Regions from separate parts of the Homo sapiens genome. Here region 1 is linked to region 2. The links are chromatin contacts, found by Hi-C or POLR2A ChIA-PET in ENCODE. All regions are on one chromosome and are shown on one strand. The core of a region is the stretch at or near the end of the contact, and the rest is flanking DNA. Distances in the headings are between cores, read along the strand shown.

The links. Hi-C counts contacts between places; a loop is a spot of excess contacts on that map. ChIA-PET counts read pairs that join two places held with the same protein, here RNA polymerase II (POLR2A). Pooled maps may share reads with other maps.
Region 1: a loop to region 2 is called in a map of MCF 10A, with 2.3 times the contacts of the local background. The contact joins the promoter of ICA1L here to the enhancer-like site in region 2. A Hi-C loop is called at or near these places in 1 of 168 maps with a recorded cell type or tissue (MCF 10A) and 6 of 50 pooled maps. POLR2A ChIA-PET finds 5 or more read pairs at or near these places in 4 of 52 experiments (Caco-2, H1, activated B cell and 1 more).

Annotation. Positions count from the first base shown.
Region 1 is chr2:202,868,107-202,873,161 of GRCh38, forward strand. ICA1L (islet cell autoantigen 1 like) reads right to left here and starts at 3,660. Exons shown (of 13, transcript NM_001288622.3): 1 at 3,513-3,660. RefSeq lists silencers at 3,203-3,692, 3,733-3,782, 3,843-3,972.
Region 2 is chr2:202,748,540-202,753,303 of GRCh38, forward strand. All of the region lies in intron 4 of FAM117B (family with sequence similarity 117 member B), which reads left to right. Among named protein-coding and RNA genes, the nearest start is that of FAM117B, 120 kb to the left of the region's middle. Within about 2 kb of position 2,177, at least 2 of the 41 ENCODE cell types and tissues checked have a DNase peak (open chromatin) inside an H3K27ac peak, as active enhancers do.

The sequences.
Region 1 (5,055 bases), core at 2,410-4,909, 120 kb after region 2:
AACAATAAATATCACTGAATTGTACACTTCGAAACGGTTGTTTGGGTTTGTTTAGCCAAAGTAAAAAAAGAAAAAAAAAGGCTAATTGTATATTATCTGAATTTCCCCTCAAAAACAAAAAAAAACTTTTGATAAAAGAGCAGGAATGAATTCTCAACCCACAATGATATACCAATACACATCCATGGTAATAGCTTAAATGACAAAGACTGACAACACCAAAATTGGTGAGAATGTGAGTAACTGGAACTCATATATTGCTGATGAAAGCATTAGATAGTATAACCATTTTGGAAAATGATTAGCAGTTTCTCATAAAACTAAACATGCTGCTACTTCATGACCTAGCAATTCCACCGCTAGGTATTTAAAGCTTTATGTGGGCAGAGATTTTCATCTGTTTGTGAGCAAACAGTGCAAGACACACAGTAGATACTCAATAAGTATTTACCAAATGAATGTCTACTTATTTTAGCATTGTAATAAAAAACTAGAAACAATCTAAGTATATTAATAAAAAGCTATACAGATAAAAATGTAGTATATTCATATGACAGAATACTATATAAAACAATTAAGGCCGGGCGCGGTGGCTCACGCCTGTAATCCCAGCAATTTGGGAGGCTGAGGCTGGTGGATCACCTGAGGTCAGGAGTTCGAGACCAGCCTGAACAATATGGTAAAACCCCCATCTCTACTAAAAATAAGAAAATTAGCTGGGCGTGATGGCATGTGCTTGTAGTCCCAGCTACTTGGGAGGCTGAGACAGAAGAATCGCTTGAACCCAGGAGGCAGAGGTTGCAGTGAGCTGAGATCGCGCCACTGCACTCCAGTCTGGGTGACAGAGCAAGACTCTGTCTCAAAACAACAACAACAACAACAACAACAACAAAAAACATTTAAAACAAATACATCAGTGGCTAAAACTATCAATATCAATCCAAATCAATTTTTAAAATAATACTGAGTGAGGCCAGGCGTGGTGGCTCACGCCTGTAATCCCAGTACTTTGGGAGGCTGAGGCGGGCGGATCACGAGGTCAGGAGATCGAGACCATCCTGGCTAACAGGTGAAACCCCGACTCTACTAAAAATACAAAAAATCAGCCAGGCGTGGTGGCGGGCGCCTGTAGTCCCAGCTACTCCGGAGGCTGAGGCAGGAGAATGGCGTGAACCCGGGAGGCGGAGCTTGCAGTGAGCCGAGATCCTGCCACTGCACTCAGCCTGGGCGACAGAGCGAGACTCTGTCTCAAAAAAATAAAATAAGAAATAAAATAAAATAAAATAACACTGAGTGAAAAACACAAGTGCAGGCTATATGCAATATGATGTAACTTATTTAAAATTTAAAAACACATGCAATAATAGACATGTATAAAATATAATTTAAAAAACACAAAACACAGATACCAACTCATGATGTTGAGTACCTGATAACGGATGGGTGGGATGAGACTTCAGCTTTATTGGAAATGTTTTATTTCCTTATCTAAAAAAATACTAGAAAGAAATACAACAAAATGTTAACAGTTGTTAATGTCGGCCTCTGTAAATATAGATATTGTGTTACTTTAGTCTTTTTTTTAATCTCAACTAAATTAAAAAAGGAATTTTAGTCTTTTTTTATCTCAACTAAATTAAAAAAGGAATTTTAAAACCCTAGTGTTACATGCAAGTGAGTCAATAATGGCAAAATAATAATGAGATACATAGAAGGTGACTAAATTTTAATGGTGAATACTGGATCCAAGTACAAGTTTGAAAATTTTGATTTCCGAAAAAAACACAAAACTTAAGTGATGAATGAAAAATAGACAAAATGGAAGAGGGTAATAAGAATATTATTAAATAACAAAATCTACTTCGAACGAGGAAATCTTTCCAGTTACAGATATATTTAAAACTCACATATCCCATCTGTTGTTGTTAAAGAATATAAAAAGAATAAAATTTTAAAGGAAGCGCAGTGAGTACTGAAAAAGCTAAAGTATAAAAGTACAGAAAAAATGTAAATATAGAATCACACAATGAAATCACCAAGTTTGGCAGTATAGTAGAACAAGACAGTATATTATCTATTTTGTATCTAATATTTTGATATCTGGTCCTAGTTCCATAACTGGTATAAACTTTGTTTTATATTTTTATGATATTTATAATAAAAATATGGCATCCTACTTTTTCCACCAGTTCTCATATTTGCAATTTTTCCTCTTTGGACTGGCTGATCTCTGAGCACCCTTCTAACTCTAAAATTAAACTGGTAATTAGAACACTGCCTTCCACATAGCTGTTTCAACGACTAGATAAACAATCATTTTGAACTATTAAATAAAGAGATTTCAAAGAATACTGGGTATGATAGGCACAGATAACAAATACTAAACGATTTAAAATTTTGGTCACATAAAAATACATACATACCATTCGGAGATGTTTACTCGGCCAGTAAATGTATAATTAACTCCTACTAAAGGATGAGGCACCTGTGGCTATTCCATAAATACTGATGTGAAGATGATTAAAGTAATATCGTCTTACAGTACGTCGCCTGAGTCAGAACCAAATAAATCAATACATAAATACTTTTGGGAAAAATCAAAACCATGGAAAAATGTTACCTTCCCAACAATCTATTTTACAGAGACCCATAGTTTATAACAGCTTTTATGCTGTGTGCATCAAGATCATCTATTACACGAAAAATGATTCCACCCCCTCTACTGGCAACGCCCCAGCATCGCGGGTGAGCTGCCAGGATGGACTCCCCGCTTTCCCCTCTCCGTCTTCCTTAGAGCATCAGGTATCTGACCACTGACATCACCTGGGCACCTGACCAGCTGACGCGCGTTTCCAGGAGCCATATCTGTGCCGTGGGGTCGGGTTGCCGGCCTAAGGAGCAGGATCTGTGCGCGGAGCCCCTCGCGGGCCCGTGCATTCTGCAGTTCAGCTCAAACTGCACATTTACTATGTTTTGTTTTTATCCATCGGTTGCCAATTAGTTTCTAAGGAAGACATTCCCATTACAAAATAATAGCGAAATAAAAATAAGCACCACGTTAAAAAGAGGTCAGCAGGGAAGCACCTGAAGGCTGTTCGGGTGATCCGCCGCCGCCTCTATTAGGAGCGACCTCCACCGCCGAGGGAAATCACCCAAACGAGCCCCAGGCTGCCGCGCTCCTTCACTACAGCGAGCGTGGCCGGGAGGCGCCCTTCCGCCGCAGGGGACCCAGCCACGCCAGAAACCGCTCCTTGCGGGTTTTGCCTGGGGGGAGGCCGGAAGAACCCCGAGCAGGGCCTCGCCTGGAAGAAGGCCGCAGGCAGCGGCCGGGGTCCCCCAGAGAACCGAGGAGGCCAGCAAGGCCCCGAGAAGCCGCGCGCGCGCGCGTGTGGCCGGAGCCTCCCGCCGCGCCCCCGCCTCCCGGCGTCGCCATGGGAACCCGGGATTTGGTCTCCGGGCCTGACCGCCGCCTGAGGGGGAATAGGGGCGGACAGGAGGCAGCAGAAGCTTACCGGCGCCGCTCTTCCGCCTCCTCGGGTCGCGTTCGGCCGTACGGTGATCCGTCCCGGCACCCGTTCCGGCCACCGCCCGCGAGCCCCGCGCCGACTCCCGGCCCTCCGGCAGCCAGTGCCCCTCCGCACCAGTGCGTGGAGGTGTCAGGCTCCCGCTGCGGGAGGCGGGAGATTTAAACCGCGCGACCTGGCGTCCGCGTTCGCCCCCCTCGGGCGCCGGCCTGACCCCGCCACCGGCCCGACTCGGGATCGGAGCATCTCTCGGTCTGCTCTTGAATGAACTCGGGGACCCTCTCTATTCCTCCTTTCCCGATTTCCTCTTTACTTAATAAAGTGAAATGACAAACACCAAACCGGTCAGAACATTACGAGGAGCTGAGTGTGAGCTCTCTGAGGCGTGGGGAAGTGGAAGGCATTGGCCCGGGGCCCTCCCGGCTCCCTCCGAGCACCCCCACCCCCGGACCTGCCGGGCCTTCTGGGGCGGCCCCTTAGCACCAGTGCTCCTTAGGCGGAAAGCGTTCGCCCGCTGTATTTAACTCCCGTGTTAAAGGTTTAAAGAGGTCTAAGTTAACAACCGTTCATAACCAATCTCAAATGCACATATCCATATCCATAATGTTTATGATGAATCTTCAAGAGTAAAAGGTAAAACCGGATCCTGAAAGTCTCAGGAAAAAAACAAAAAGGAAGGCAAAACTATTTACTACTAGTAGGAGATAATTTAATAAATTCAAACTTCATTCTTTTTAAAGGTGACTCCAAAACTTAAAAGAACTTTCCTAAAACAGCAGAATACGAATTATTAATTACAACTGCGACACATAGGCTAGCAAAGAATTAAAAGGTTAACACTCGAGGTGATAATTAAAATCTGTATGATGACAAAGATGGGGTGAGTCTAGAATTTATTTTATTTTATTTTATTTGAGACGGAGTCTCGCTCTGTCGCCCAGGCCGGAGTACAGTGGCGCGATCTCGGCTCACTGCAAGCTCCGCCTCCCGGGTTCACGCCATTCTCCTGCCTCAGCCTCCCGAATAGCTGGGACTACAGGCGCCTGCCACCACGCCTGGCTAAGTTTTTTGTATTTTTAGTAGAGTCGGGGTTTCACCGTGTTAGCCAGGATGGTCTCGATCTCCTGACCTCGTGATCCGCCCGCCTCGGCCTCCCAAAGTGCTGAGATTACAGGCATGAGCCACCGCGCCCGGCCGAGGTTCTGGAATATTAACAGTACAAAATACTCACCTTAACCTGGAAATTATACTTTTAGAATAGGAAAAGTGGCAAGCTACAGAGGGTTAATTTGGACTGAAAACATTAAATGTCTTTAGACTTTTACCCTGAGATATTTGGATTTCAAGGAATAGGCAAATACCTGAGATTATGTGCAAAATTTTGTTTGTTTTTTTGAGGAGTCTACAGCTTTCCTCAGAAGGGTAAAAATTAGCGTTTGGCAAACATGAGTGATTGACCTATTTCCTTGGGATGGCTTTCCTGAATCTTACCAAATGAGGCATTTCTCCTAAGGGGCATACTGCTCTCTGG
Region 2 (4,764 bases), core at 927-3,426:
AACATCGAGAATCTTCAAGGAACTCAATAGCAAAAAACAACAACAACAAAGAATCCCATTAAAAAATGGGCAATCTGACTAGACATTTCTTAGAAGAGACAGATTAAATGTCTGACTAGACATTTCTCAAAAAAAGACATAGATTAAATGGCCAACAAATATATATTTTAAAAAGTTCATCTTTACTAGTCATCAGGGAAATGCAAATCAAATCCAAATCCATAATGAGATATCACCTCACCCCTGTTAGAATGGCTGTTATCAAAAAGACAAAAATTAACATATCAAAGGGATACCCTGCGCTCACATGTTTATCGTAGCCACTCTCGGTAGCCATTGTATGGAATCAACCTAAGTGCCCATCAACAGTTGAATGAATAAAGAAAAATGTGGTTGTGTGTGTGCGTGTACATGTGTATACATAACTGATGAGTATTTCATTGTGTATTCTACAATATAAAAACTGAAGGAATGAGAGCACTGGTAGTTTATGAAACTTAGCAAAGGTTTAGAAAAAATAAATCCAATTTAGAGAGTTTCATGAAACATATATATTCATAGAGTGCAGATAAAAATGTGAGGAGTAAAAATATTTTACTATTTGGTTTGGCATTATGAATCAAAGTCCTGAAAAATCTTTACTATCCTTTATGTCCCCCCAGGAAAATAGCTCCTCACCCCAGGAATTTATTCTAAGGAAGTATTTACATATGTGTGCAAATAATTGTCTAGGAGGATGTGCATGACAGTATGGTTCTGTAATAGTGAAAAATTGAAAACTATTTGTTTAATAGAGCATTGATTTCTTAAGTAATGCCCTCATAAAAAAATTATGCAACTATAAAAATGATTTGGTTAAACGTTTTAAAGCATAGAGATAGGTTACAGGTCTGGTATAATGTTAAAAAAAAAAAACCACTGGGTTCAGAACACTAGGTACGATCTGTTTCTGGTTAAAAGTGTATATGTATATAGAAGAAAAAGGACTAGATAGAAGAGTTTTTATAAAATTATTAATAGTTGTTATCTCTGGTGATTGACATGTATTTAATTTTCTTTCTTCACTGAATATTTTTTTTACTTTTGCAATAAAGAAAACAATGGCAGTCCAGGCACAGTGACTCATGCTTGTAATCCCTGTACTTTGGGAGGTCAAGGCTGGGAGGATCACTTGAGGCCAGGAGTTTGAGACCAGCCCGGGCAACATAGTGAGACCCTATCTCTAATTATATTTTTAAAATTATTTAAATAAAAAAAGAGTAAACAATGAAGTTAAAAATAGTTTCTCAGGGCAGACTTTTTATGGACATATTCAAGTTCTCTGGATCACTATATCTCTGGCTTATGTTTAAGTATGTTCTTAAGTCTATTGAAAACTGTAGAAATAAAAAAAATTAAAGGTGAGTGTATTAGTCTCTTCAGGCAGCCATAACAAAATATTATGCATAGACTACGTGACTTTACACAACAGAAATTTATCTTCCAGTTCTGGAGACTCTTAAGTGCAAGATCAAGGTGCCAGCAGGGTTGGTATTTGGTTGAGGGTTCTCCCCTTGGGTTGCAGACAGCTCCCTTCTTGCTGTGTGCTTATATGAGCTCTTCGTGTGCATGGGAATGGGAGGTGACTCTCTGGTGTCCTCTTGGACCGGGGCTGCCTCCCCCATATGACCTAATTTAAACTTTACTGCTGAGTGGGCACAGTGGCTCATGTTTGTAATGTCAGCACTTTGAGAGGCTGAGGCTGTCTGATTGCTTGAGCCCAGGAGTTTGAGGCCAGCCTGGGCAACATGGTAAAACCCTGTCTCTACCAAAAAAGTACAAAAATTAGCCAGGCATGGTGGCATGTGCCTGTAATCCCAGCTACTCGGGAGGCTGAGGTGGGAGGATCGCCTGAGGCCAGGAGGCAGAGGTTGTAGTGAGCCAAGATCATGCCACTGCACTCCAGCCTGGGCAACAAGGTGAGACCCTGTCTCAAACAACAACAACAAAACAAAACTCAACTACTGCCTTAGATGCCCCATGTCCAAATACAGCCACATTGGCAGTTAGGGCTTCAACATATGATTTTGGGGGGACACACACATCCATATACCAGCCTTGTTGAACAAGCATCTTATATGTTCTAGGCTCTGTGCTTGGCAGTGGCACTAAAGAGATTAATAAGACATAGTTTCTCTCCTCAGGTTAATTGTAGAAAAATAATCCAAAAGAAAAAAATACCACCTCTGTTCCCAGGTGTAGCTTGCTTCTGATATTTTGGGGAAATAGTCTTTTTTTCTGGGTGAAATATAAATCTGTGTGTGTGTCTGTTTTATACGCATGCATTGGCTTTTGGTTGAATAAACATGAAGGGGCAAAGGAAGAATGTTCTTTTCACTTCCTGCTTTTGTGAAATATCTGGCGTATATGAAACTTTTGTTCCAGTAGGTAGAACAGAAAATGTTGAGAAATTAGGTGTGTAGGTTTCTAGAGAGAAATTATAGAATTTATTCTATAAACATAGAATTTATGTTTATATTTGAGGAAAGGGAAAATCAAAAAATATAAGGGCTAAACCCTTGAAGACATATAGATAAGCTTTAGTCCCATAATTTTCTGTTTGCAAATTTGCAAAATTATTTTACAATTCACCTAAAAATTGCATCATTCTTTACAGATCACTCTGTGTTACTTGAAGTTTATAGCTCAGCTGACTACTGCAGGTTACATCAGAAATTTGAGTTTTTATACCTATGGAGTGTTAGTGACTTAAAGTTTTATTGTCTGACCAGTACTTGATTTATGACATTGATTGTGCTTTAGCCACCCACTAAACTGTATATAGAGTTGTCACCGCTTATGAAAGCTGAAAGGGTCTAACCAGGACAAGTGTTCACATCAAATGAACTAGACTAAGAGAATAGATCTATGGATATGGCTAAGATCTTCCTCAAAAAAATAGTTTTGAGGCTGGACACAGTGGCTCACGCCTGTAATCCCAGCACTTTGGGAGGTCCAGGTGGTGGATCACCTGAGGTCAGGAATTTGAGACCAGCCAGGCCAACGTTGCGAAACCTCATCATCTCTACTAAATATACAAAAATTTAGCTGGGCGTTGTCGCGGGTGCCTGTAATCCCAGCTACTCGGGAGGCTGAGGCACAAGAATCACTTGAACCCGGGAGGCTGTGGTTGCAGTGAGCTGAGATTGCACCACTGCACTCCAGCCTAGGAGACAGACCGAGACTCCATCTCAAAAAAAAAAAAAAAAAAAAAAATAGGTTTTGACAATTGTATATCTGTGCACCAAAGATCTGAGCTATGGAGAGTGGCTCAAAAATATAAGTTGAATTTTTAAAAATTATATAAATTTTCTCTATAAAACACTTATAGAACACCCAAACTTAAAATTTTCTTTCCTTTGGTAGTGGATGCTGAGAATGGAAAAGGGATCAGAAAGAAGAGATGGAAGTAAAGGGAATAAGTAATACAGAAGCTTGAGGCTGTGGGGAATGTGGGAACAGAGGGACTTATAAAAAGGGAAAAATTAGGAGACACTATATGTGAAAGAAAATAAGTGACACTTGAAAAAAATGTGAAAAGATAATTATTTTAAGAATAAAATACATAATAGGGAAAATACAAAATAAAAATTGCAGCTACTGTTTTCTGAGCATTCATGCTTTAGACGCCAGGCACCATACCAGGTTTCCTGTCATTTCATCTTTAAAGCCATGAGGTAGGTTTCTGTGTCCTGTGTTACATATGAGGACCCAACACTAACTGAGCAGTGGAGACATCCTCTCTCAGCACTTCTGCGTGGAGCTTCCCCTTGGCCTTTTTTAATCACAGATTTCTTGTGTTTGCCAAGGATTCTTGTTGTATTTATTATGCTTTTTCTTTTTTTTTTTTTTTTCCAGTTCTGAAGGGGAGCAGGAATAAAAGGAGAAATAGAGATTTAACACTAAGTTCTGTATCAGACAGCAAGATTATCAGGGAATAAAACTGATGGTCATTGATTAGAATCATTTCTAATCAGTGTTACCTTTGTCTTCCTTTGTCTTTGTCTGTTACCTTTGTCTTCTTGCCCACCTCTTCCTGAAAGAGGTTTTCCAAAGAAACTTTCCTAAATGAAGGATAGGTTAATCACATTTCTTTGCTAGACAGCAGAAGAATCTGCAAGATGTTTATCTGGCACACTGATGTTACTAGCTTTGGCGGATACCTCTGTTAATGCTTGTTTCATATTTTATTTTGAATATCTTGTCAGGAAACAAGTAATATCCTGTAATTATGTAACCAGATAGTTCTTTCCAAAAGTAATACTGTGACAATAAAAACATTTTTAATTTAAAAATCTCTACATAGATTTTGGAAGTGGTTCTGTTAAATAAATAAGTCATATTGTGAAAATGGCCATACTGCCCAAAGTAATTTATAGATTCAATGCTATTCCCATCAAACTACCATTGACATTCTTTACAGAATTAGAAAAACTATTTTAAATTTCATATGGAATCAAAGAAGACCCTGTATATAGCCAAGACAATCCTAAGCAAAAAGTACAAAGCTGGAGGCATCATGCTACCTGACTTCAAACTATACTATAAGGCTACAGTAACCAAAACAGCATGGTACTGGTACCAAAGCAGACATATAGACCAACGGAGCAGGACAGAGACCTTAGAAATAACACCACACATCTACAACCATCTGATCCTTGACAAACCTGACAAAAACAAGCAATGAGGAAAGGATCTCCTATTCAGTAAATGGTGCTAGGAAAA